4 separate regions of the Homo sapiens genome follow, and all the other regions are linked to region 1. Evidence: chromatin contacts called from ENCODE Hi-C or POLR2A ChIA-PET data. All regions are on one chromosome and are shown on one strand. Each heading gives the region's core, a stretch centred on a gene start or an enhancer-like site at or near the end of the contact. The rest is flanking DNA. Distances are from core to core; before and after follow the strand shown. Region 1 holds the start of GLG1 (golgi glycoprotein 1). Region 2 holds the start of PHLPP2 (PH domain and leucine rich repeat protein phosphatase 2). Region 3 holds the start of AP1G1 (adaptor related protein complex 1 subunit gamma 1). Region 4 holds the start of DHODH (dihydroorotate dehydrogenase (quinone)).

What was found. Hi-C counts contacts between places; a loop is a spot of excess contacts on that map. ChIA-PET counts read pairs that join two places held with the same protein, here RNA polymerase II (POLR2A). Pooled maps may share reads with other maps.
Region 2: a loop to region 1 is called in a map of naive thymus-derived CD4-positive, alpha-beta T cell, with 4 times the contacts of the local background. The contact joins the promoter of PHLPP2 here to the promoter of GLG1 in region 1. A Hi-C loop is called at or near these places in 1 of 168 maps with a recorded cell type or tissue (naive thymus-derived CD4-positive, alpha-beta T cell) and 6 of 50 pooled maps. POLR2A ChIA-PET finds 5 or more read pairs at or near these places in 2 of 52 experiments (BJ and OCI-LY7).
Region 3: a pooled map shows a loop between it and region 1 (5-fold over the local background). The contact joins the promoter of AP1G1 here to the promoter of GLG1 in region 1. A Hi-C loop is called at or near these places in 9 of 50 pooled maps.
Region 4: a loop to region 1 is called in a map of CD8-positive, alpha-beta T cell, with 10 times the contacts of the local background. The contact joins the promoter of DHODH here to the promoter of GLG1 in region 1. A Hi-C loop is called at or near these places in 1 of 168 maps with a recorded cell type or tissue (CD8-positive, alpha-beta T cell), 1 of 37 single-sample maps with no recorded cell type and 7 of 50 pooled maps.

What each region holds. Positions count from the first base shown.
Region 1 is chr16:74,602,519-74,608,930 of GRCh38, reverse strand. It overlaps GLG1 (golgi glycoprotein 1), which reads left to right and starts at 1,817. Exons shown (of 26, transcript NM_001145667.2): 1 at 1,817-2,274. The coding sequence starts at 1,837. RefSeq lists silencers at 1,647-1,836, 2,067-2,246.
Region 2 is chr16:71,722,181-71,728,592 of GRCh38, reverse strand. PHLPP2 (PH domain and leucine rich repeat protein phosphatase 2) reads left to right here and starts at 3,892. Exons shown (of 19, transcript NM_015020.3): 1 at 3,892-4,264. RefSeq lists silencers at 467-536, 4,319-5,288 and an enhancer at 5,054-5,555.
Region 3 is chr16:71,805,979-71,812,390 of GRCh38, reverse strand. It overlaps AP1G1 (adaptor related protein complex 1 subunit gamma 1), which reads left to right and starts at 3,557. Exons shown (of 23, transcript NM_001128.6): 1 at 3,557-3,628. It overlaps LOC124903714 (a long non-coding RNA gene), which reads right to left and starts at 3,433. Exons shown (of 2, transcript XR_007065110.1): 1 at 3,189-3,433. RefSeq lists enhancers at 2,506-2,585, 3,146-3,835, 3,779-4,426.
Region 4 is chr16:72,004,987-72,011,398 of GRCh38, reverse strand. DHODH (dihydroorotate dehydrogenase (quinone)) reads right to left here and starts at 2,655. Exons shown (of 9, transcript NM_001361.5): 1 at 2,614-2,655. The coding sequence starts at 2,634. It also overlaps the pseudogene ATP5F1AP3. RefSeq lists silencers at 2,661-2,860, 2,804-2,903.

The sequences.
Region 1 (6,412 bases), core at 568-3,067:
CTGTAATCCTAGCACTTTGGGAGGCTGAGGTGGGCAGATCGCCTGAGGTTTGGGGTTCGAGACCAGCCTGGCCAACATGGCAAAACCCCGTCGCTACTAAAAATACAAAAATTAGCTGGGTGTGGTGGCACATGCCTGTAATCCCAGCCACTCGGAGGCTGAGGCAGGAGAACTGCTTGAACCCAGGAGGTGGAGGTGGCAGCTCCGAGCAGAGATCACGCCACTGCACTCCAGCCTGGGCAACAGAGTGAGATTCCGTCTCAAAAAAAAAAAAAAAAAATTAACATACGCTAGTGACATCTCAAGGACTTCTGGTGATGTGTCCAGCCTGCCTGACTGAAACTTACCTATGCCATGTGTTTGCTAATAAACATGGGGCTGCCTTAGTCAGTGCTCAAGGTTAGCAGCAGCCTCATGATCATTTTATGACAGTAGCAAAGGTGACCGTTGGTGGAGATGCCAACAAGCTCTCATTCCCCATGATAGAGGCCTGGGGTCAGCCACAGTGGGTAATTTGTACTCACAGAATATCTTCAGTCTCAGGAGCTCCTTTTGGGTTCCCTGAGCTCCTGACTTTTCAGGTTCTAGTTATGTCTAACTTGGTCTTGACTGCTCATTTGCGGGTCAGGACAGCAGAAGCTGTCTGTTTACTACAGTAGATGTAATTCGCATTTTTGGACACAATGACCAGTGGAGATTACACAACCCAAACTGCCCTCATTCCCCAACATGTGCATGGACAGAGTGGGATGAAAGTGCGCCAGGGTGGTGGGAAGCCCCAGGGATTCTGGTGGCTAGCCTAGCTGTCTACAGGATGGCAGAGTTCCTCTTGGGCAGCTCATTTAATCCCTCCACGCAGAACTGTTAACATCTCTGTGCCATTCTTCAGTTAAATGAGAACCTAACGCAGGCCTGATGCATGGCTCAGATTACACAGCGGATGTGAAGAGGCTTTGGGAACATATCCTCTCTCCTAAGGACAGGGAGGGGATGCTAGTGTGGGGTGCCTGCGGTGTTGCATGCAGGTCAATGAGAACAGTTACCGACACACAGACTTAACCCGAGTCCTCAAAGATGTGTTTTATTATTATTTTTTCATCCTTTAAACATGAATCTAAATGCTGGCTTAAAATCAGGATTCATGCATAAACGGCTTCCCAGTTTATTAACAATACTGGCTGTGACTTTTTGAGTTCAGTGTTGTGGGCCAGGCACTTAAATTATTATTTCGAATCTTGCCAATGGTACTTTACATTTGAGCTCTTGCGTACCCTGCCAGAGCAAGGATTATAACCTTAATTTTTTTTCTTACCCCAGAACTTATGCTCTTAACCCTATTCAATGCTGTCTCTCTCTTTGGCTAAGAAAGACTTCTGAGGCAGATGGAAGGAAGGAAGGAAGGAGGGAGCGATACAAGGAGAGGCTTTCCGATTCCGTAATACACCTGGTTGTGCAAAGTTCACCTCTACATATAAAGTTTTTGTTTTCCAAGTCATTGAACCGGCGACATATTCTACCGGCCATTTTGGTTGTGGCAACCCCAATTCCCTTGATTTTTTTTTTTGTGACAGCAAATGGAATTAGAGTAGGCCGCCCTGCCCGGGCTTTTTAAGAAACCCCAGCAACCCCCCCGGGTAAGGAGCGCCGCTCTCCCGCCCGCCGGTCCAGGGTGTGTGCGGTTTCCAGCACGGCCTCCTCCTTCGCCCCACTCTGGGTTCGCGGGTCGGCGCCGGCGGGGCGGGGCTCGGCAGGGCCACGCTGCCACGCCCAGCGTCTCCACCCCCTCATTTAAATACGCGGCGCCGGCGAGTGCGTCGAGCTCGCCGCGGACTCAAGATGGCGGCGTGTGGACGTGTACGGAGGATGTTCCGCTTGTCGGCGGCGCTGCATCTGCTGCTGCTATTCGCGGCCGGGGCCGAGAAACTCCCCGGCCAGGGCGTCCACAGCCAGGGCCAGGGTCCCGGGGCCAACTTTGTGTCCTTCGTAGGGCAGGCCGGAGGCGGCGGCCCGGCGGGTCAGCAGCTGCCCCAGCTGCCTCAGTCATCGCAGCTTCAGCAGCAACAGCAGCAGCAGCAACAGCAACAGCAGCCTCAGCCGCCGCAGCCGCCTTTCCCGGCGGGTGGGCCTCCGGCCCGGCGGGGAGGAGCGGGGGCTGGTGGGGGCTGGAAGCTGGCGGAGGAAGAGTCCTGCAGGGAGGACGTGACCCGCGTGTGCCCTAAGCACACCTGGAGCAACAACCTGGCGGTGCTCGAGTGCCTGCAGGATGTGAGGGAGGTGAGGAGGTGGGACGAAGCCGGGAGGGCCAGGCCTGGTGCGGGCCCGAGGGTGTTGCCGGCCTTGGAAGCCGCTGACGCCGGTCGGCTGCTTTCCTTGCTTCCTCTGTGCTGCACTCGCTCCTTCCCTCTTTGCTCCTCACTCCCAGGCGCTTTCAGGGAAAAGGATACCACTCCCACTCCTTCTTTCCCCCGCCCTTATTTCCCTCCCTGTTGCCGGGGTCTGGGACGAAAACCTGGGCTCCTGGCCGCAATCCGCCGAGGCCCAGAGCGTGTCTGTTCGCTCCTGTCTTTTGTGTGATGCTCTATGCAGAGTGTCTCCTCGCCGAAGATCAGTTTAGGATTTTGCCATCAGTTTCGACTAGGACAATTTGTGGCAAGCCATTTAAACATAAAAAAATGCCTGGCGTACTTAGGCTGTAAAGAATGATCTGTTTATTAGCAGTAGATGTAATTCGCAAATCCATATTTTTGGTGCTGAAATTAATGTATGCTTTGTTTTCTTCACTTCCTTTGGTCAGTTGTATTGAACCCCATGTTTAAGCTGTTAACTCCCAGTGACTTGGCGCCCCAAAGCTTGAAAAGTTGGGGAAGCGTTTGAAGCTGTGTTTGTGACTGGGTTATGGGATCTTGCCTTTCTGAGGTCTGAATGTGATTTTAACAGTATCTCTTAATGAAATCTACATTTGTCGTTGCTTGGTGTGATTCAGTTGAGTGACATTGATAATTTATAATCAAGTGACATTGATAATTTATAATCTAGGTTTAATGCTGCAGACCATAATGACAATTCTCAAAGTTTGGGAGCAAATCTGACAGTAGTAACTTTTTCCAGAGGTGTAGGTATATAAAATTAGCCCTAAAGGTGGACAAATAGAATGAAGCTACCACTTGATACTGTTTTTGGTTTTTTTTTTAAATATCAGATTTGTTTAAGGCGTTCAAGCTATAGCAAGACCACTTGCTTGTAGAAATTTGCTTCTCTTGGCATTTCCCCCCTTCATCTCGTGTTCTAGTATTCTATACAAAAGCAATTCAGATAGAGGAAAAGACATACATAAGCAGGAGACAGAAAGAAAGGAAGTTTCCAGAGCCCCTAGAAATGTGAGGCCTTACCTGACTTCTCATCTTCAGCTTAACGACTAGAGGGATAGTCCTCTGGTAGATACAGCTAATATTCCTAACTCTGTCGAACTTTTTGGAATTTTCTTTTCGCTCTTTGAGGACACATAATAGATGTCGTTTCATCAAACTAGGATCCTAATACTGGTGACCAAACAATTAGTAGTAGTTTGTGGTAGAAACAGCACATTATTAGGGAAAGTGGCAAAAAGTGGCCTATTCAAGGAGTGTATATATCCTTCATGTGTATTCCGGACATTTGGAAACCTCCACTTAAAGGAGGCAGTTTTATGCTCCAGAGGAGGAAAGGCGTCATATAAATTGGAAATGGGGGTTTTGGGGGGTTGGGGGGAGGTGGAGGGACCAAATTTCCAATTTAATGTTTTTTCCTCCAGTTTTTACATACAGAAATAATGAAGGAAGAGTACTGTGAACACCTATGTGTATTCTTCAGGAGGTGGAGTTATTTTTAAACTTCTTTTCTTTTTTTTGAGATGGAGTCTCACTCTGTCGCCAGGCTGGAGTGCAGTGGCTTGAACTTGGCTCACTGCAACCTCCACCTCCCGGCTTTAAGCAATTCTGCCTCAGCCACCTGAGTACCTGGGACTACAGGCGAGCGCCACCACGCCCAGCTAATTTTTGTATTTTTAGTAGAGACAGGGTTTCACCATGTTGGCCAGGATGGTCTCGATCTCCTGACCTTGTGATCTGCCAGCCTCGGGCTCCCAAAGTGCTGAGATTAGTGGTGTGAGCCACCACCCCCACCCTATTTTCTTTTTCTTTAAAGACAGCGAAAGGAAATTTCATTCTGCTTAGTCTGGGAGTTAATTAAATCTGATCTATGTGTTTGAAAGAGCATAACTTAAAGAAGTAAACTAGTTAGGCACATTTGAAGAAACATGTATAGAATATGTTTTGTATTTGCTGTTCAGTAAGTAGAACTATTTGATAGTGAAATAGATATATGTACTTTTCTGTCCCTTTGCATGCAAATGCAGGGAACATTTTCCTATCCGTACCCATTATTGGAATTATGAAAAGGCAGAGCATATGAGTACAGTTGTTCCTTGGTATCACTGGAGGATGGTTCCAGGCCTCCTGCAGATATTGAAATCCAAGGACGCTCAAGTACCTTATACCGTATAAAATGGTGTCGTATTTCCATATCATCTGTGCACACCCTTCCGAATTCTTGTCTTCTCTAAAATACTTGTGATACCTAGTACAGTGCCTACATATCAGTTCATTCATGTGGATTCACTGTAGTACTTGGCATATGTCAAACTTAACTTTTGCTTTTTGGAACCTTATGGAACTTTTCTTTCTGAAAAAAAATTTTTTATTATGGAGACAGGGTCTCGCTCTGTCATCCAGGCTGGAGTGCAGTGGTGCAGTCATAGCTCACTGCAGCCTCAGTCTTCTGGGTTTGAGAGTTCACTGAAGCCTCCACATTCCGGGTTCAAGTGATCTTCCCAGCTGGGCTTTCCAAAGTGCTGGGATTAGAGTTGTGAGCCACTGTGCCTGGCCTTGGGATTCTTTTTTTTTTTTTTTAACGCTCTCGGATGAGTCATGCTTTTAAAAAGGCCAAGTATATCATGGGTCCACTATGAAATAATAGATGTAATAGCCAGTAATGGTGTGTTAGTAGTCCTAGTTGTGTGTGTATAATTATTAGTAGTTCAAGTTATTTAAATAAAAACAAAAAATTAGAAAGTGTAAGGCAGAAAAGAAAAAATATTCCCTGGGCTGTTCTAGTAGGTGGAGTAATAATACCAAAGAAAGAGAAGATACTGTTGCTTAGTATGTGATAAGGAAGGCATGCTTGATGTTGTCAGTCATTTTAAAATACTTTACTTATTCTTGGTTGAAATGGCCAGTAGCACTTTTTTTTTTTCCACTAGTGTCTTGTATTTCGAAGTTTCAGATGGAGACCTTGGTTCCTTAGAAGTTTGTGGTGTTCAGCCGGGCGCAGTGGCTCACACTTGAAATCCTAGCCCTTTGGGAGGCTGAGGCAGGAGGATTGCTTGAGCTAGGAGTTCAGTACCAGCCTGGCAACATAGTGAGACACCGTCTCTAATAAAAAGTTTGTGATGTTCATAGATTAGATTTTCTTTTTTTTTTTTTTTTGAGACGGAGTCTTATTCTGTTGCCAGGCTGGAGTGCAGTGGTGTGATCTCGGCTCACTGCAACCTCTGACTCCCTGGTTCAAGCAGTTCTTCTGCCTCAGCGTCCCAAGTAGCTGGGATTACAGGCACGCACCACCTCGCCCAGCTAATTTTTGTATTTTTAGTAGAGACAGAGTTTCACCATGTTGGCCAGGATAGTCTTGATCTCCTGACCTCATGATCTGCCCACCTTGGTCTCCCAAAGTGCTGGGATTACAGTCATGAGCTATTGCGCCTGGCTGCTGCTGCTGCTGCTGCTGTTGTTGTTGTTGTTGTTGTTTGAGACGAAGTCTTGCCCTGTTGCTCAGGCTGGAGTGCAGTGGCACAATCTTGGCTCACTGCAACCTCTGCCTTCTGGGTTCAAGTGATTCTCCTGTCTCAGCCTCTTCATCACCTTGGCCAGGCTGGTCTTGAACTCCTCACCTTAGGTGATCTGCCTGCGTCGGCCTCCCAAACTGCTGGATTACAGGCATGAGCCATTGTGCGTGCCCCATAGATTTTCTTACACAGAAGTAGAGAGAATAGGGTAATGAGTCCCTGGGTATACATCACCCAGCTTCAACTGTTCCCACCCTTTTTTTTTTTTGAGAGACAGAGTCTCACTCTGTCACCCAGGCTGGAGTGCAGGGGCACGATCTTGGCTCACTGCAACCTCAGCCTCCCGAGTTCAAGCGATTTTCCTGCTTCAGCCTCCCAAGTAGCTGGGACTACAGGCATCCGCCACCACACCCGGCTAATTTTTGTATTTTTTAGTAGAGACAGGGTTTCACTATATTGGCCAGGCTAGTCTCGAACTCCTGACCTCGTGATCTGCCCGCCTCGGCCTCCCAAAGTGCTGGGATTACAGGCGTG
Region 2 (6,412 bases), core at 2,643-5,142, 2.9 Mb after region 1:
AAGAGTGAAACTTCATCTCAAAAACAACAACAACAACAAACTTGTGTTATAGACAGTAAAAAAGTCCTAAGTGCAATTGGACATTTTAACTATAATATGATTAATTTCATGCTTAATCTCCATAGGTCAATTCTCAAGGCAGAGAAACCAAGATGAAATGTATATTAAGGGTGGTTATGGGTTTTCTTTATAAGCTGCTTTTTGTGAATTTTTCAAGTGTATCTGTGACTGGGCAGAGGAAGGCTTGACCAGTCAAAATGAGTTATATTTCATGGTCTATTTTATATGAACTGTGTATTTTGTATATATTAACTTTTGTAGGGATGTGGTCTTGCTATGTTGCCTAGGCTGGTCTTGAACTCTTGGCCTCAAGCAATCCTCTTGCCTCAACTTCCCAAAGTGCGGGGATTACAGGCGTAAGCCACCGCACCTGGCTTGTCTTTTTTTAAGACAGAGTCTCGCTGTGTCACCCAGCTGGAGTGCAGTGGTGCGGTCACTGATCACTTCAGCTTTGACTGCCCTGGTTCAGGCAGTCCTCCCACCTCAGCCGTTCTAGTAGCTGGGACTACTGGCATGCACCACCATGCCTGGCTAATTTTTGTATTTTTTTTTTTCCTTTGGTAGAGACAGGGTCTCACTATGTTGCCCAAGCTAGTCTCAAACTCCTGGGCTCAAGTGATCCACTAGCCTCTGCCTCCCAAAGTTCTGGGATTACAGGCGTGAGTCACTGTGCCTGGCTGTCAACTCTGTGTTTTGGAGGTTGGTAGCTTTAGGTTTTCTGTTATTCTGATGATCCCTGACAGTCCCTTGATTGAGAAAGGGGAGAGTGTGATAGTCCCGATTGAAAAGGGGAAGGGTGTAGGCCCTGGCAGTTATCTAGTTTATGCAGAAGTGCCCTTTGGTACTGTTTGATAAGCAACATTTCTATAATCTTATGTATGAGTTAGTTAAAATTCATAGTTGTTTCTAATATTAAATTTAGTTGGCACCTTCATGTAATTAGAGGAAAATAGAAAAGTTTAGCCAGTAATAGACATTTAACAATACAACAAATAGTATTCAGATCTGAATTTCAATTCAGAAGCACCAAATTAATTTTTATCACTTTTAAGGGTTTTCTATCCTATGTCTTCAATTGTCAATTCAATTGTCCCCATATTTGAAAAATATCAAAATGTTCACAGAAAAATTCTCCAAACTTTGAAGCTAGGTAAACACTGCCTGTTTATTTGGAACCAAAATTAGGAATATCCAAATCTGCTTAACCTATTGGTAGAATAACAAGGGATTTAGGCCCAAAGATGACTTTGTGGATCACTGGAGTGCGTACTAGATATAAATAAGTAAATATAAGTCTCATCTGCTTCCTCTCCCAACATCTGATAGGCATGAGCTTCCCTTCTCCAGACTTCCCATTTTGTAGTGAAGATCTGGAAAAGCTCCTGGCATAAAGAAGGTGTGTGCGTGTGTACATACCAGAGAGGGGAAGCACAGCTGCTACAGGAAGGAGACAGAAAGGAGAGATCATGATGACTTCTCTGTCTCTTGGTTTGAGCTAAACAGTGATTTTTGTAATGATGAACCTGCAGTGAGGGCAGATGGATTTTCGCACAAAAAAAATCCCAGAGGAATTTATTTTTAGGGTTAGTCTCAGCTGTTTACCATTTCCAGAAATTGTAGTTACATAACCCTTGGCATACATAATGCACAGTGCCTTGAACTGGGGGAGAACATCAATATGTGACCTTTGAAACAAAGTATAAAATGTTAATGGCACTACATGATTTGAAAAAAATCAACTGGTTGTCACTACTGAATTGGATCTTAAATCATGGGAACCATTAAAGGTAGTTACATCATAAATTAGCCCCTGAAACTTTTGGGCGGATGGGTTTTTTTTTTTATGTTTTCCCTTTTGAAAGAGGAACTACTGTTGCCAGAATGAAGAAGTAAATAGCAATGCTTATGCCTACTATCCCTTTAATTAAACAATTATTCACCACTGCTGTTCCCCAGCATGAGCTGAAACTTTAGTTCTGCAACAAGATCTTTCCTTTTTGTGTAGTCAGTCAATAAAGAGCTTCTACTCATGAAATCTGGAAAAGGTAATGTATAATGCCTCAAGAAACAGACTCTTACAGCCAGGTGTGGTGGCTCACACCTGTAATCCCAGCATTTTGGGAGGCTGAAGTGGGCGGATGGCTTGAGCTCAGGAGTTCGAGACCAGCTTGGACAATATGGTGAAGCCCCATCTCTACAAAAAAAATGCAAAAAGTAGCCAAGCGTAGGGTGGTGCTCACTTGTGGTCCCAGCTACTGGGAGGCTGAGGTGGCATGATCACCTTAGCCCATGGAGGTTGAACCTGCAGTGAGCTATGATTGTGTCCATACCGTACTCCAGCCTGAGCAACAAAGCGAGACCCTGTCTCAAAAATAAAAAAAATATAAAAGGCTTTTGAAAAACACTTTTTTTTTTCCTTGAGACAAGAGTCTCCCTCTGTCACCCAGACTGCAGTGCAGTGGCGCGATATCTCGGCTCACTGCAACCTCCACCTCCCAAGTTCAAGTGATTCTCCTGCCTCAGCCTCCTGAGTAGCTGGGCCTACAGGCTCGTGCCCCCACACTGCCTAATTTTTGTATTTTTAGTAGAGATGGGGTTTTGCCATGTTGGCCAGGCTGGGTTCAAACTCCTGACCTCAGGTGATCTGCCCGTCTTGGCCTCCCAAAGTGCTGAATTACAGGCATGAGCCACTGCACCCAGCCAGAAACACTTGTTCTAAACCACATTTTTTTCTTATCACTGCTTGCCTGCCCTTGTTAAAATTTGCTTCTGTCTCCATATTGGTGCCTATTGCTTATATACCAGTTTTCTTGTTGGGAGAAATTACCCAGTAAGCACTGAAATGGGAATCCAACTACTTTGAGTACCTTTCCTGAAAATAATTTCAAGGTGGAAGGAAAATCCAGGAGGTGGATGACCTAAGAGTTTTCTCCCACCTTAAACCAGACTCACAGTGACAAATCGTTTTTAATGCATTAAAATGAGGCCAAGAAATGAAGATTACTGGAGATTGGAATTTTGGTATATACAAAGCTAACTTGTGAAGGGAGAAAGTAGGTCAGAAAGGGGTCGGAACCTGCAAGAGCCAAATTTGGTCCTGGCATTTAAAATATCTCCAAATGGATACATATCTCAGATGGGGGACACAGACTGCTCTGTTAAATCTAAAAGTCTTGTACTAAGCCTGCAATTATTCTAGACATACAGTTAGTCTGAATGAGGCAAACTGAAGCAATGGATAATAGGGACAAAGGGTCCTGCTTTGTCACCCAGGCTGGAGTGCAGTGGCACGATCTCGTCTCACTGCAACCTCCGCCTCCCGGGTTCAAGCGATTCTCCTGCCTCCACCTCCCAAGTGGCTGGGATTACAGGCGTGCGCCACCCTGCCCAGCTCATTTTTTTGTATTTTTGGTATAGACAGGGTTTCGCTATGTTGGTCAGGCTGGTCTCGGACTCCTGGCCTCAAGTAATCTGCCTGCCTTGGCTTCCCAAAGTACTGGAATTACAGTTCTATGAAAGTGAAGAAATTACTGTTTTTTGCTGTCTAATTCCTTACAAGTTGCTTGAAGATTCAACACCCTATGTATGAGGGGAAGCCCTAAAAATCTGGAAGTCTAGAAGCCTTCCTAGGAAAATTTAGGAGGAATCGACAGAGTACTTTTCGAGAAACCGATTGGATCTTCAATTTAGAATTTTGGAATTATAATGGCTACTATGGATCCCCACTATACGTTAGGCACTTTGTATGCACTAAATCTTCATCATAACTACTTGGCAGATTTTAATCTCTTTCTCACAGCTTAAGAACGAAAGGCTTAGATCAAGTAACTTGCACAGGGGTATAGATCTAAAGAAGGGCAGAGGGGAGATCTGGAAACAGGCTGGCTGACTCCAAATTTGGCCCATTGGCAACAAAACTACTATCACTGCGAGAACGAAAAGAAAAACAAAACAAAGAAAAGAAAAGAAGTTAACTTTTAAAAGTTTTTTTCTGAATCAGCCTTGCAAATAAATCATAAACCGGGTCACAGGCCATATTACTGCTTGAAGCAGAGCACCGAATTCTGATAATTTTGCTCCAGGAGGAGGCAAGGGAATTAAAACATGGCTGGGAGGTGAGCGGACGTTTTGTACGAGGTTGGGTTGAATTTGCTTAAGAAGGTCGCACGCATCTCTGATAAGGAAGAGAAAAGGCCTTGCCAAGGTGAGTATTCTCAACAGTTCGTTCAACGGCTTGGCAGGTGAGGGAAGTTACAAGAGCCACCCTGGCGGAGGGCAGCGTCTTGTCACAATTGACAGGTGCCGGCGCCACCTGCTTCTTTCTCCCGCGGGTTTCTTAGAGGGCGGGGAAAGCAGCAAATACCCCTCCTTGCGCTCTAGTCCTCCAAGCCTAGGGCGGCGGGCAGTGGAGGCCCAGCGCTCTGCGGTGGTGCCAGGTTCCGCCACGCGGGCCGCGGCCGGAATGCGGCTCGGTGGCGCCCGGGCCACTCGGCGCCGGCAGCTGCTTAGGTCCAGCGGGGCTGCGGGAGGGGCGGAGCTGGCGAGCCGCCGGAGGGGCGGAGCCGGCGGGCCGCGGGGGGCGGGGCCACCGGTTGCTCGCGCGCGCCGCCGAGGCTCCGCACGCCGTCGCGCGGGCCGGGCGTCTCTGTGAATCCTGGGTCGCCGATGGGGGAGGTGGAGCCGGGGCCCGCGGGCCCGCTGGAGCCCCCGGAGCCGCCCGAAGCGCCCGCGAGCCGCCGGCCGGGAGGGATCCGGGTCCTGAAGGTGAGGAGGCGGATGGACCAGCGAGCGAGCGAGCGGGCGAGCGGGCAAGCGGACTAGGGAGGGAACGAGGGAGGCTAGAGGCCGCTGCCGCCCCCGCCCCGCGCAGTGGCTGAGGCAGTCGGCGGCCCCCGCCCGGCGTCAGTCAGTCGGCCGCCCCACACCCGGCTGGGGACGCCGAGGCCTCCGCGCCGCGCCCGCGTCCAGGCCTCGGCGCCTCGGTACCCCGCTGCTGCCCATCCCTGGCCGCGCGCCGCCCGCCTCGCAGGCCCACGCCTTTGGGCTGCGGGTAGCCGCCGCCCACCCGGACCCTTCGCCGCCCCTGCTTGCCTCGCCGCGCTCGGGGCCCGGAGGCCGGCTCCGGAGGGCTCGGAGGGCCGCCGGTTCCTGGCACAGGAGCGGGGCTGGAAGTACGCAGGGCTTTCTCCCCTCCCGGACACCTGAAGACATCACCCCAGCGGGAGGATGGCAGCGGCGATTGGCCGGCGCCGCGGAGGGTTCGGGGCCAGGCCGGGTGGAGCCGGCTCCTCTGCCCTCGGGGCTCGCTACCCGAGGTGCCAGCCGGCAAGGACGACCCGCCCAGCTTGGAGAGAGAATCCCCGCTGGAGCTGCGTCGCGGGGACTTGCTGGGCGTGTTGCGGAAGGGAGGAGGGGCCGGGCCGAAAGGGGCATTCCTGCTCCCGGGAGCGGGGCCGACTGCCGAGGGAGACGGAATGGGGGAGCCGTTATGCAACAGGCAGCTAGCGGGGCTTCTTGGCAGGAATTGGGGGAGTGGGAGGATATGAAAACAGATGTAGGCAAGAGGGGAGTGGAACCTTGAAGGTGATGAGAAGTAAGTTTACGAAGGAATGCACAAGGTAGGGTGGCGATAGTGGGGAGGAGAAGATGGTTAAAGGGAGGGGTTGTGGGAGGCTGACTGGGTGGAGTTTTTTACTAGCATTTGAAAGAGTTGCAGAGAAATTTTTCTGTAGGTCAAATACGTAAACTAGGTGTCCTTCCGCAGGTGGAATGGAATTCCTTCTAGAGTTCTACATGAGGAATTCAGGATATGAAACTTGCCCAGTAGAAGGATGGAAAGGAAAGAAAATTTAAATTTGATGTGTTTCAAAAATACATTGCAAAACAAAACGTATGATGTTAAAAATCCTTTAGTAGTTTATTGGGATTGAGGTTCAGCAGTATTTACATGTTATGAAGGTTAGTACGATGTTACAAAGATGGGAACACGGAAAAACAATAATAGAACCCAGTGAATCCATGGAACAACGTAAACTAGAACTCTGTAAAATATAAAACATTTTTTGTGCTACTGCCTCTCAGTTTTTTTTCTTTTTATTTATTTTTTGAGACAGGGTCTCACTCTGTCACCCAAGCCTGAGTGCAGTGACTCGATCTCTGCAACCTCTGCCTCCAGGGTTCAAGCGATTCTCCTGCCTCAGCCTCTTGAGTAGCTAGGATCACGGGCACCCGCCACCACACCCCACTGATTTTTTTGTATTTTTAGTAGAGACAGGGTTGCGCTATGTTTCCCAGGCTGGTCTTGAACTCCTGATCTCCAGTGATCCGCCCGCCTTGGCCTCCCGAAGTGTTG
Region 3 (6,412 bases), core at 2,308-4,807, 2.8 Mb after region 1:
AAGGGTTTGGTAATTATAAATAAAGATAAATGGCCTGGGCGCGGTGGCTCACGTCTGTAATCCCAGCACTTTGGGAGGCTGAGGCGGGCAGATCATAAGGTCAAGAGATCAAGACCAGCCTGGCCAACATGATGAAACCCCGTCTGTACTAAAAATACAAAAATTAGCCGGATGTAGTGGCACGTGCCTGTAGTCCCAGCTACTCGGGAGGCTGAGGCAGGAGAACCACTTGAACTCGGGAGGTGGAGGTTGCAGCAAGCTGAGATCATGCCACTGCACTCCGGCCTGGCGACAGAGACTCTGTCTCAAAAACAAAAACAAAATAAAGAGAAATGTAAGTTAAAAAGTACTGAGAAAGGGTTTAGTTTTTAATGTTTAAAACTCTTTAACGCTCTGCACTCGATATGGTAGGAAAAAAGATCTTTCCGGGGCCGGGAGCGGTGGCTCACGCCTGTAATCCCAGTACTTTGGGAGGCCAAGGCGGGCGGATCACGAGGTCAGGAGATCAAGACCATCCTGGCTAACATGTGAAACCTCGTCTCTACTAAAAACACAAAAAACTAGCCAGGTGTGGTGGCGGGCGCCTGTAGTCCCAGCTGCTCTGGAGGCTGAGGCAGCAGAATGGCGTGAACTCAGGAGGCGGAGTTTGCAGTGAGTTGAGATCGTGCCACTGCACTCCAGCCTGGGGACAGAGTGAGACTCCGTCTCAAAAAAAAAAAAAGCTCTCTCCTCCTTAGGTAGCTGGCTTAATTTTTCTTTTGTGGTTCACAATGATACACATTTAAATTTGACCTCTAAGCATTTTTTTGTGGTGTTCCAAACGGAATACTTTAGCTAACTCTGCTTTGCAACCTGCAAACTTCTTACTTATGTGGAAACCCCAAACTAAGTTTGGCCTGTGTTCCCTGCATAGCTATACCTCAGAGGAAATTGTGTTTTGGCTTCATTCCACTATTTACTAGCCTTGTAGTCCATGGTTGCACTGTACAGTAGCAGCATGGCAGAGGATCTGAATTCTGTAAACATTCTGTTCTCTAAACCACTTGTTGGGGGTTGACTCCATCCACCCTGAGAGTGTAGGTATGTGTGTAGGTAGGTAGGTAGGTAGGTGGGTGGGTAGGTAGGGGTGGTGGAAGATTGTGGTACCCTATGCTAATTTATAAAATGGCACTCTGGCCTGGCATGGTGGCTCATGCCTGTAATCCCAGCACTTTGGGAGGCCGAGGTGGGTGAATCACCTGAGGTCAGGAGTTCGAGACCAGCTTGGGTAACATGGTGAAACCCCGTTTCTACTAAAAATACAAAAAATTAGCTGGGCGTGGTGGCATGCGCCTGTAGTCCCAGCTACTTGGGAGACTGAGGCAGGACAATCACTTGAACCTGGGAGGCGGAGGCTGCAGTGAGCCAAGATCACGCCATTGCACTCCAGCTCGGGCAACAAGAGTGAAACTCTGTCTCAAAAAAAAAGGCACTCTATAGCTCTGTAGCAGAACCCCAGTGGAGGAGGGGAGAGGATGTGTCTTTTAGCCAAGTTAGTTTCTTGGAGCCTCTTTTTCCTTATTTGTAAAACTAAGTTACTTATGCTTGCCTAGCCTGACTCAGGAGGTTGTCCAGAGGGTCAGATTAGATTATACACATGAAAGTGCCTTATGAACAATGTGATATCAATATTTAATAATACAAATGATAATTATTATCGCACCCATGGCCTCCTTTCTTTCCAGCCACTTGGCATGCCCCAGTAGTTCAGGGACAAAATTGTACAGATGGGCCTACTTGGTTCAATTTTTTTTTGTTTTTGTGAGACAGGGTCTCACTCTGTCGCCCAGACTCGGCTATCTGCAACCTCTGCCTCCCAGGTTCAAGCGATTCTCCTGTCTCAGCCTTCCGAGTAGCTGGGATTACAGGTGCCCACCACCATGCCCGGCTAATTTTGTATTTTTAGTGGAGATGGAGTTTCACCATGTTGGCCAGTCTGGTCTCGAACTCCTGACCTCAGGTGATCCGCCCACCCCGGCCTCCTAAAGTACTGGGATTACATGCGTCAGCCACTGTGCCCGGCCTACTTAGAGCAATTTTTGTTAAGTGTTTTGAAATCCCTGCATGAAAATGACTAAGGAAAAAAGTGCAACCTTCTCTCTATGACACCCAAATCCTAAACTCAAGATTTGTGGTTAGTTCTGGCCAGGCCGGTGGCTCACACCTGTCATCTCCACACTTTGGGAGGCCGACGCAGGCAGATCACCTGAGGTCAGGAGTTCAAGACCAGCCTGGCCAACATGGCGAAACCCTCTCTCTACTAAAAATGCAAATATTAGACGGCCGTGGTGGCGGGAGCCTGTAATCCCAGCTACTTGCGAGGCTGAAGCACGAGAAATTGCTTGACCCCGGGAGGCAAGGTTGTAGTGAGCCGGGATCCCGCCACTGCACTCCAGCCTGGGCAACAGAGCGAGACTTTGTCTCAAAAAAAAAAAAAAAATTTTTTTTGTGTGGTTGGTTCTGTTCTCTTTGGCACCCAGCCTGCTGCTGTGTTGTATTGTACTTTGTTGCCAATCTAGCAGAAGGATTTTAGTCTAGGTAGGTCACCTTTCCTTTAAACAGGCCAAGATATCAGGCCCTCTTTACATTCACATGGAAAAGACTCACGTCATATGTTAGTAATTATTTATCAGGTTAGGAACTGTCTGGTTAGACTTTCTTTGGCCCTGGTTATTAATTCATGGAGTCATAGACCGAAAGCCCATTCTGTAAGGGTTTCAGCTAACATGAGTCCAAGTCTTCTTTCTACATATGAGGAAATTGAATCCCTGGAGAGTTTAAGTGACTTGAGCAGTGCAAGCACCGCGGTACCGGGCGTGGAATCCATTCTTTTCAGTCATCCTCTTAACTCTTCATAAAATATGTTGCAAAGACACCATAAAACCATAGAATACCACCTGGAGCATGCTCCTTAAGTTATAAAGAAAGCAAAAATCTTAAAGGAGACAGCAAAGAGTTCGGGATTCCCGTGGACGAAGACCTTTTCAGCCCTGCTGTCTTCTCCGCCCCCACCTGTCTCGCTTGCTCTCACTTCCTGGGCTACCTGACTTAGCTCCGCCCCCTCCAGGTGGCTCCACCGCTTCCTGGTAGCCCAGCTCCACCCCCCCTACCCCCCCACCCCCCTACCCCCCACCCCCCTACCCCCTCACCAAGCGGAACCAATGTCCGTCCGCTACGGGGTAGGCCGGATCTTTCTCGCTCAGACTCATCGCAGCGGTGACTCGGCAGCAGCGTCTCGCGTCATCAGTGACAGCCCCGATCCTTGCTACGTTTGCGTCGCTCTGCCAGGAGCAGTCGCCTCCTCCTTGGCAAATAGTCCTCGGCAGGGTCCGAGTTCTTGGATAATTCGAGAGAAAAGGCACGATAAGTTGCAGTACGAGGACACGGAAACGACCAGGAGAGGAGGACAGGGAGCGAAGTTTCCTCAATAGTGTGTGAAGTTAGTTAAAAACTCCCTCCTTCCTCAGGATCCCTCCGCCTGCGGTAGCGGTGGTGAGGCCGAGGGAGCCGCCATTTTGGATGTTCGGTTCCTGCTGCCACTGCTGCCGCCGCCCCCGGAGCTGCTGGTTTCATTCGAGGTTTCGGGCCGGTGAGTGTCACTCCCGGCGCTGAGAGCATATTGCTGCTTTTGCCCCGCCGCTGCCGCGGGCGCTCGACCGGAAGCTTCCTTTCAGTTTCAGGGGTCCAGTCCCAGGCTGTGGGTGTTGAGAAGAGAAGACAGAGAAGCTGGGCCAGGAGAGGCCGGGAGCCCCAGGGGCTGCTCCGACTTCTGGAGGGCCGACCCCGAGGCCTCGGACCGGGAGGTTCCGCGCGCCGCGGCGTTCCGTGTTGTGGCGTTGCCCCGCCGGTACGGGCCTCCTTGAACCCTTGACTTTCTCAGGCTGCGATCTTTGAGGGCTCATTCAGGGAGCCTGGGGTTTAGCGGGGCGGGCCCCACCCCCGCGTGTCTTCTCTGAGCCACGTATCAGCGTTCTTGTGTCTTGTACCCGTGTCAGGTCTGTCAGATAACTCCCAGCATATCCAAATGCCCAGTTAATCGCTGCCTGCCCCTGCAGTGCCGTCCTCTCGGAACCGGACATCGGCCTCGCCTCTCTCTAACCTTCCGACCAACTTCTTTCCCAATTTTTCGTGTGTGTGTGTATATGTTGTTGTTTTGTTTTTTTCAACCTACCTGCGAGTATACTGTTTACCCTTTTCTCAGCTCCTGGCCCTGCGGACGTCAGCGTCTAATAATTCTCCCGGTCTTCCTGATTGCCTGAAAGAGTCGGGACGGTTCGGTTGATTGTGTTTCCCGGTTAGGACTCGGTGTAGGAGATCCATCGAACCACTCGCTCAGGGTAATGTTTATGAAGCAGATTATGTTTATGAAGCAGATTAAATGGCTTTTGGGAGGCAAGAGCTGTCAAATGTTTTCTCATATGTGGATTCCCTCCCTGTGCTGAATACTTAGCTTTTTGGTGCTTACTGACACTTGTGTGGTATTTTTTTTTCTCCCCTATTATATATCCCTGAGCACGGAAATCTGTCCATGGAGAAAAATATTAATCTGAGGTAGGTAGAAAGGAGAGTTGGGCTGCTTTACAGTGATTAGTTAACAGAAGGGAGGAGTTAGTGCTTTCTTAGTGACCTTAACTTTGAAGTGTTTGTACAGTAATGATCTTTGCTGACTGATTCTAAAAAATACTTGTAATGATTTCATGTATTGGGTTTTTCTGGGGATAGCTGAATTTTAAATATTCACTTCCACCGTTCCCTAGAATACTTGTCAAATACCTAACTTGTCACACACCCTAACTTTCACGTTTGAAAAATATGAACCCTCTAAGTACTCGTAATCTCGTCACTTTTATTCTAAAGGCATGTTTGCAGTCTAGCATGCTTGAATAAAAAGTATGTCTTTATTTTTATTTATTTATTTTTTGAGACGAAGTCTCCCTCTGTCTCCAGGCTGGAGTGCAGTGGCACGGTCTCGGCTCACTGCAACCTACGCCTCCCGGGTTCAAGCAGTTCTCCTGCCTCAGCCTCCCAAGTAGCTGGGACTACAGGCACACGCCGCCACGCCCGGCTAATTTTTTGTTGTTGTATTTTAGTAGAGATGGGGTTTCATCATGTTGCCCAGGCAGATCTCGAACTCCTGAGCTCAGGTAATCCGCCCGCCTCGGCCTCCCAAAGTGCTAGGATTACAGGCGTGAGCCACCGTGCCTGGCAAAAAGTATTTCACAGTTATTCACTGATACATTTCCTACGTTTCAAGTTAGGCGAGTGTGATTGAATCACCCTTATTTCATCTCAGCCTGGGTTTTCACATCTGCAAAAGAGAAATTAACTTATTTGAGATCACAGTCTAGTGGTTGAAGTTTAAATTTATAACTTGAATTGAGTCAAGCTTTTTAATATTGCTAAGCCACTTATAGATGCATTATTATTATCAGGTTATTGAAATGAGATTGTAGATAAATTCCTCTATAGGTCATATGATGTCTCAGAAGAAAACAATATTTTCAGTTTAAATACTCAGTGATCTTGTTATTTAAGCAGATTTTTCAAAAATATATTAGTTACTATTAGATACGTGAGTTCTGTATTACCCTGAAGCAATGGAATTTTCTCTTTTGGTTTAAAGGAACTGTCAAACACTGAACACCTATGTAATGCTCACTCATTTAGTAAGTATGCCCTCGCAGTTACTACTGAAATGTTCCATTTCTGACTTAGACTTTTCAAGTAAGGTGTTAGAAGAGCTATCACATAGATGTTAGTTAACTCAGTGTTTTTCATGCTTTAATATATTGGTATTTAAATGTCATTCAGGCGGGCGCTCAGTGGCTCATGCTTGTAATCCCAACACTTTGGGAGGTGGAAGGTGGATCCCTTGAGCCCAGGAGTTGGAGGCCAGCCTGGGCAACCTAATGAGACTCCGTCTCTACCAAAATATTTAAAAATATTAAACTTTTAAAAATTCATTCTTAGATAGTTTGCATTCACTGTAGAAAGGGTCCTTTTGCCTTAACAAATTCCTAGCAAAGTGTTGTTTAGTGCACCATTGATCAGTGCATATTTGAATGTCTGCTTTGCGTTTAGGAAACCTCCGTTTTCTTTTGGGGGCAGTTGCTTGTTCTTTGGTCTGACCTCTGTCATTGATAGCAGTTCTAGATTTGAGGGCAGATTTTAGAGTGAAACTTTAAAGTACAGAATTTGCCAGGAATGCCTTGGTGATATTTCACCCCAGTGTTTATTTAAAAAAGGAGTTTTAAAAATCAGTGGTATGCAAACAAAACCAACTTCTTTATGATTTATAAAAACTCTTTTTTTTTTTTTTTATTATTTTTATTGTTTGAGACAGGGTCTCACTCTGTTGCCCAGGCTGGAGTGC
Region 4 (6,412 bases), core at 1,406-3,905, 2.6 Mb after region 1:
CCAAAGTGCTGGGATTACAGGCATGAGCCACCGTGCCCAGCCTCTACATGGTTTTCACATACAGTACAAATATCTTGTAAATTGAGGGACAACTGTACAGTTTCACATAGAACATTCCCAAGAATTGTTCACCATTTCAGAAAATCTCATCGGGAATGGTACAGTGCTTTCCTGGGGTGCCTGATATGTAACACACCTGTGTACCTGCATTTCTAAGTAGAGACTTAAACACAACTATCTCACTAGGGGAGTCATAGCAATATTTACATACTGAAATACATGTAATTTTATTATTAATATAAACTACTTTTACATTTTCTCCTTTATATTCCAGTTAGGGTATTAATTATGCTGGCTTTTAAAAATTGCACATAGCTGGACTTGGTGGCTCATGCTTGTAATCCCGGCACTTTGGGAGGCTGAAGTGGGAGGACTGCTTGAGCTCAGGCGCTTGAGACCAGCCTGGGGAACATAGTGAGACCCCGTCTCTACAAAATATAAAAAATTAGCCAGGCATGGTGGTGCGCCTGCGGTCTCAGCTACTTGGGAGGCAGAAGTGGGTGGATCCCTTGAGCCCAGGAGGTCCAGGCTGCAGTGAGCCGGGATGACACCACTGCACTCCACCTGGGCGACAGAGTCAGACTCTCTCAAAAATGTATACATACAAAGACATTATACATATATTCCATTTCAAGGTAACGGGGGTGTAAAATATAAAACAGAAGCTTCAGATCTTATTGGATCAAAAGTGGTTCACAATGCTTTTCTCTATCACTGCCACATGCTGAGTTATTCATTCATTAGTTCAGTCATTCATCAAATACTGATTGAGCAAAGATGACAAAACAGATCTTGCCCCTACCCTCATGGAGAGTGTGATCTTATGAAGCGACAGACAGAAATTAATGATCATGCAAATATGTAGTCATAGCAACTGTGATGAAGGATAAAAAGTATAAGGTAATGGAAGTATTCAACCTAATCTTAGAGGTAAGGAAAGGCTTCCTTAAGGAAATGACTTAAAGCTGATACTCAAGGGATAAACGAGTTGATGGGGGTCTCTCTGAACCTATTCTGGTTCAATTATTTAAAAAAATAGTTAACCAGAAGGCAGTACGGAGAGGAAAAAGTGTAAAGGCTCTCTCAGTAGCAGAAGAGAATGAAAAAGGGAGAAAGTTTGGAACAGAGGAGTGAGGGAAAGTAAGGCTTAAGACGAGGCAGGAGAAAGGAGCAGGAGTCTTGGCCAAAATAAAGATTTGGGTTTTGTTCCCTAAGCCAGGAAATGACATGATTAGATTTGCTTTTAAGGATCCTTCCAAACTGCTAAAGACATGTAGATCAAGTATTCATTGGCTGGGCGCGGTAGCCCACGCCTGTAATCCCACCACTTTGGGAGGCTGAGGCGGGAAGATCCCTTGAGGCCAATAGTTCTAGACCAGCCTGGGCAACACAGTGAGATCCCATCTCTCTCCATTTATTTATTTTAAAAAGAGACTCAGGCCGAGCGCGGTGGCTCACGCCAGTAATCCCAGCACTTTGGGAGGCTCACGAGGTGAGGAGTTCGAGACCAGCCTGACCAACATGGTGAAACTGCAGTCTCTACTAAAAATACCAAAATTAGCCAGTCGTGGTGGCGCGCGCCTGTAATCTCAGCTACGCAGGAGGCCGAGGCAGGAAAATCGGTTGAACCCGGGAGGCGGAGGTTGCAGTGAGCCAAGATCGCGCCACTGCACTCCAGCCTGGGCGACAGCCCAAGACTCCGTCTCAAATAAACATATAAAAAGAAAGTCAAGGTTATTCATTGCCTCCCTTGGAGACTGTACTCCCCCCCACCATGTCAATCAACAAATATCTGAACACCTATTTTTTTTTTTTTTTTTTTTTTTTTTGAGACGGAGTCTCGCTCTGTCGCCCAGGCCGGACTGCGGACTGCAGTGGCGCAATCTCGGCTCACTGCAAGCTCCGCTTCCCGGGTTCACGCCATTCTCCTGCCTCAGCCTCCCGAGTAGCTGGGACTACAGGCGCCCGCCACCGCGCCCGGCTAATTTTTTGTATTTTTAGTAGAGACGGGGTTTCACCTTGTTAGCCAGGATGGTCTCGATCTCCTGACCTCATGATCCACCCGCCTCGGCCTCCCAAAGTGCTGGGATTACAGGCGTGAGCCACCGCGCCCGGCCTCTGAACACCTATTACATACGGGGATACAGCTAAGAACTTTTCACAGAGACCCCCGCCCCTAACAAAACTTTACCTAAAAGGGTTGGGAGCATGTCCTACTCTAGTTTCATTCCCCGTTGGATCCGGCACACAACGCTAGGCGGTCATGTGTTCACTAAGCACCCCTGTGCCAGGCTCAAAAACATGGCCCAGGCGCAGACACTCAGATCAGCACCCACCCAGACCTGCAGGCGCTGTCTGCACACGCCTGACCGAGTCCACGTGCAAATGCACACGCACGAGCATTTGCAGGAGACCCCGGAAACACGCACACGTCCCAGGGGGGCCCACACTCCCGGAGCCGCCTTCGGTCCATGCCTCGCCCGGCCTGACTCTCCGTTCTCGCCCTCCCCGGTCCCTGGTCCCCCATCCACACTGCTCACTCGCGGGACTCACTTTCAGGTGTCTCCACGCCATGCTCCTTCCGTCATTAAGCCCGCCCCTGTCTCCCTTCCATTGGAGGAGATGGTGGCGGCCCCTCTTGTCTCCGCCCCTTAGCCGCCAACCCACCAGTCGCCGGGCAGAAGGGTTGAGAGGACGCCTCCGCGCAGCGGGGAAGGCCCGGCACCACCCCCAGGTTCTGGTTGGGTGCACGTGCGCAGTAGCGGCGGCCACGCCTCTTCCGCCCGCCCTCTCCCAGCCTGCCCGCTTGATCGCCGGCTGTTGGCGGAGATGAGATGCCGCTGCACGGTGTTTGTCCGTACTACCGCAGCCTCGAATCCAAGAGTCCGCGAGCATCAAAACACTGTGTTTCACACCAGAAATATTTGTACAGTTTTTATCACTTTAAAAAATAAATTTTACTGCTGTGTTGATATAAAGATGAATATGTTAATATATAAACTTTTTCAACTTAAAAGTTGATTTTTCTTAAGGTTTTTTAAGGAAATTAAAACATTTTCTTGAGGCCGGGCATGGTGGCTCACGCCTGTAGTCCCAGCACTTTGGGAGGCTGAGGCAGGCAGATCACTTGAGGTCAGGAGTTCGAGACCTGGTCAACACCCAAAACCCCGTGTCTACTAAAAAATAAAATAAAATACAAAAATTAGCCGGGCGTAGTGGCAGGCGCCTGTAATCCCAGGTACTCGGGAGGCTGAGGCAGGAGAATCGCTTGAACCCAGAAGGTGGAGGTTGCAGTGAGCCGAGATAGCACCACTGCACTCCAGCCTGGGCGACAAAGCAAGACTCTGTCTCAAAAACAAACAAAGAAAAATAACCAAAAAAAAAAAATTTCTTGAGATCCTAAAAGTGTCAGAGGCCCTTCCCTGGCCCTGCGCCTGTTGTGCCTCCTGGAGAAAGTGGCCCTGGTTATACCTTGGCATTGTGGTGCAACAGATGTGGAGGTATTTTTTTAAATACTGTTTCTAATCAAGACCCTGAGTGTGCAGGCCCGTTGGAGTGTGGTTTACTGCGGTGATTTTTTTTTTTTTTTTTTTTTTTTTTTGACAGAGTCTTGCTCTGTTGCCCAGGCTGCAGTGCAGTGGCGCGATCTCGGCTCACTACAAGCTCCGCCTCCCGGGTTCACGCCATTCTCCTGCGTCAGCCTCCCGAGTAGCTGGGACTACAGGCGCCCGCAACCATGCCCGGCTCATTGTTTTGTATTTTAGAGACGGGGTTTCACCGTGTTAGCCAGGATGGTACTGCGGTGATTTATGACGACCTAATGTGTCACTTTGTAGTCCTCTGAAGCAATCGTGCCCTCACGAAGAATTTTGAAATGTCTTACCTAATGATGTCCTGGCCGTTGGAGAATAGCCTCTGTAGACTTAGGTGTCAACAGCATTAATCAGATACTTATTGTTTGGAGGCTCTACACCCATCCGTGTCATTTTTGTCCAGTTGCAGTGTTCCCGCCATCAGCTGAAATAGCTGGGTTATTGTCGTAGCAGAAATTAGAGCAAAAGAAAGGTGTATGAAATATCTTGAGTCAAGCCATTTTTGAGCTTCATCAGTTGTATGAAGCTATCAAATTAGAACAAATTCACAGACCCAGCTGAGACTTAGAGACAGATTCTACTGCAATAATTTACATGCTAGGTGTTTCAGTCTACATGCAATAGAAATCATTGAAAACATTTATCAAGGTAAAAGTTATGCTTATCAACCTGTCTTCCCTTTACACTTTAATGGAATAAGTTAATTCAGCACACCTTAGTCAACATAAATCATTGCTCATCTGGGACAAAAAACTACTTACATGTTTATCCTCAGTTCTGAGCACTCTCTCACCAATTTTTTGGTCGTTTAAATTAAAACTTTTATTGATAGAGTGCTTGTGTCTTAGATAAAGCATGTATTGAAAGAATATATACAAGGACTTTACCCTTTATGAAAAGGATTGAAATGAAATTACAGCATTGTGTAAGATACCTGACTTGACTTTCAGAGATTTCATCAACATCAGGTTTCATTTAAAAATGCTTGAAACGGTCCCAGTCAGTCCAGAGGCTGCGGCTGTGGAGGTACCACCTGTGGAGAAACTGCAAAGATGCTGTCTGTGTGTGTCTCCGCGGCCGTAGCCCGTGACCTCACTCGGTGGGCAGGACTGGTCTCCAGAAATGCTTTGGGTTCATCTTTCATTGCTGCAAGGAACCTCCATGCCTCTAACACTCATCTTCAGAAGACTGGGACTGCTGAGATGTCCTCTATTCTTAAAGAGCATGTTCTTGGAGCTGATACCTCTGCTGACCTTGAAGAAACTGGGCATGTCTTAAGTATTGGTGATGGTATTGTCCATGTACATGGGCTGAGGAATGTTCCAAGCAGAAGAAATGGTAGAGTTTTCTTCAGGCTTAAAGGATATGTCCTTGAACTTCGAAACTGACAATGTTGGCATTGTAGTGTTTGAAAATAATAAAGTAAGGAAGGAGGTATAGTGAAGAGGACAGGAACCATTGTGGACGTTCCAGTCGGTGAGGAGCTGTTGGGTCGTGTAGTTGATGCCCTTGGTAATGCTATTGATGGAAAGGGTCCAATGGGTTCCAAGACCCATAAGTGAGTCGGTCTGAAAGCCCCCAGAATCATTCCTCGAACTTCAGTGTGGGAACCAATGCCGACTGGCATTAAGGCTGTGGATAGCTTGGTGCCAATTGGTCGTGGTCAGCATGAGCTCATTATTGGTGACCGAAGGACTGGGAAAACCTCAATTGCTATTGACACAATCATTAACCAGAAACATTTCAATGATAGATCTGAAGAAAAGAAGAAGCTGTACTGTATCTATGTTGCTATTGGTCGAAAGAGATCCACTGTTGCTCAGTTGGTGAAGAGACTTACAGATGCAGATGCCGTGAAGTACACCACTGTGGTGTCAGCTATGGCCTCAGATGCTGCCCTACTTCAGTACCTGGCTCCTTACTCTGACTGTTCCATGGGAGAGTATTTTAGAGACGATGGCAAATATACTTTGATCATCTATGACGACTTATCCAAACAGGCTGTCGCTTACTGTCAGATGTCTCTGTTGCTCCACCGACCCCCCTGGTCGTAAGGCCTGTCCTGGTGATGTGTTTTACCTATACTCCCGGTTGCTGGAGAGAGCAGCCAAAATGAATGATGCTTTTGGTGGTGGCTCCTTGACTGCTTTGCTAGTCATAGAAACACAGGCCGATGATGTGTCTGCTTACATTCCAACAAATGTCATTTCCATCACTGACAGACAGATCTTGGAAACAGAATTGTTCTACAAAGATATCCGCTCTGCCATTAACATTGGGTCTGTCTGTGTCTTGTGTTGGATCTGCTGCCCAAACCAGGACTATGAAGCAGGCGGCAGGTACCATGAAGCTGGAATTGGCTCAGGATCGTGAGGTTGCTGCTTTTGCCCAGTTTGGTTCTGACCTCAATGCTCCCACTCAACAACTATTGAGTCGCGGTGTGCGTCTAACTGAGTTGCTGAAGCAAGGACAGTATCCTCCCATGGTTACTGAACAACAAGTGGCTGTTATCTGTGCGGGTGTAAGGGGGTATCTTGATAAACTGGAGCCCAGCAAGATTACAAAGTTTGAGAATGCTTTCTTGTCTCATGTTGTCAGCCAGCGCTAAGCCCTGTTGGGCACTATCAGGGCTGATGGAAAGATCTCAGAAGACTCAGATGCAAAGCTGATGGAGTTGTAACAAATTTCTTGGCTGGATTTGAAGCTTAAACTCCTATGGATTCACATCAAATATCAGTTCAGTTTTGTCACTGTTTGTT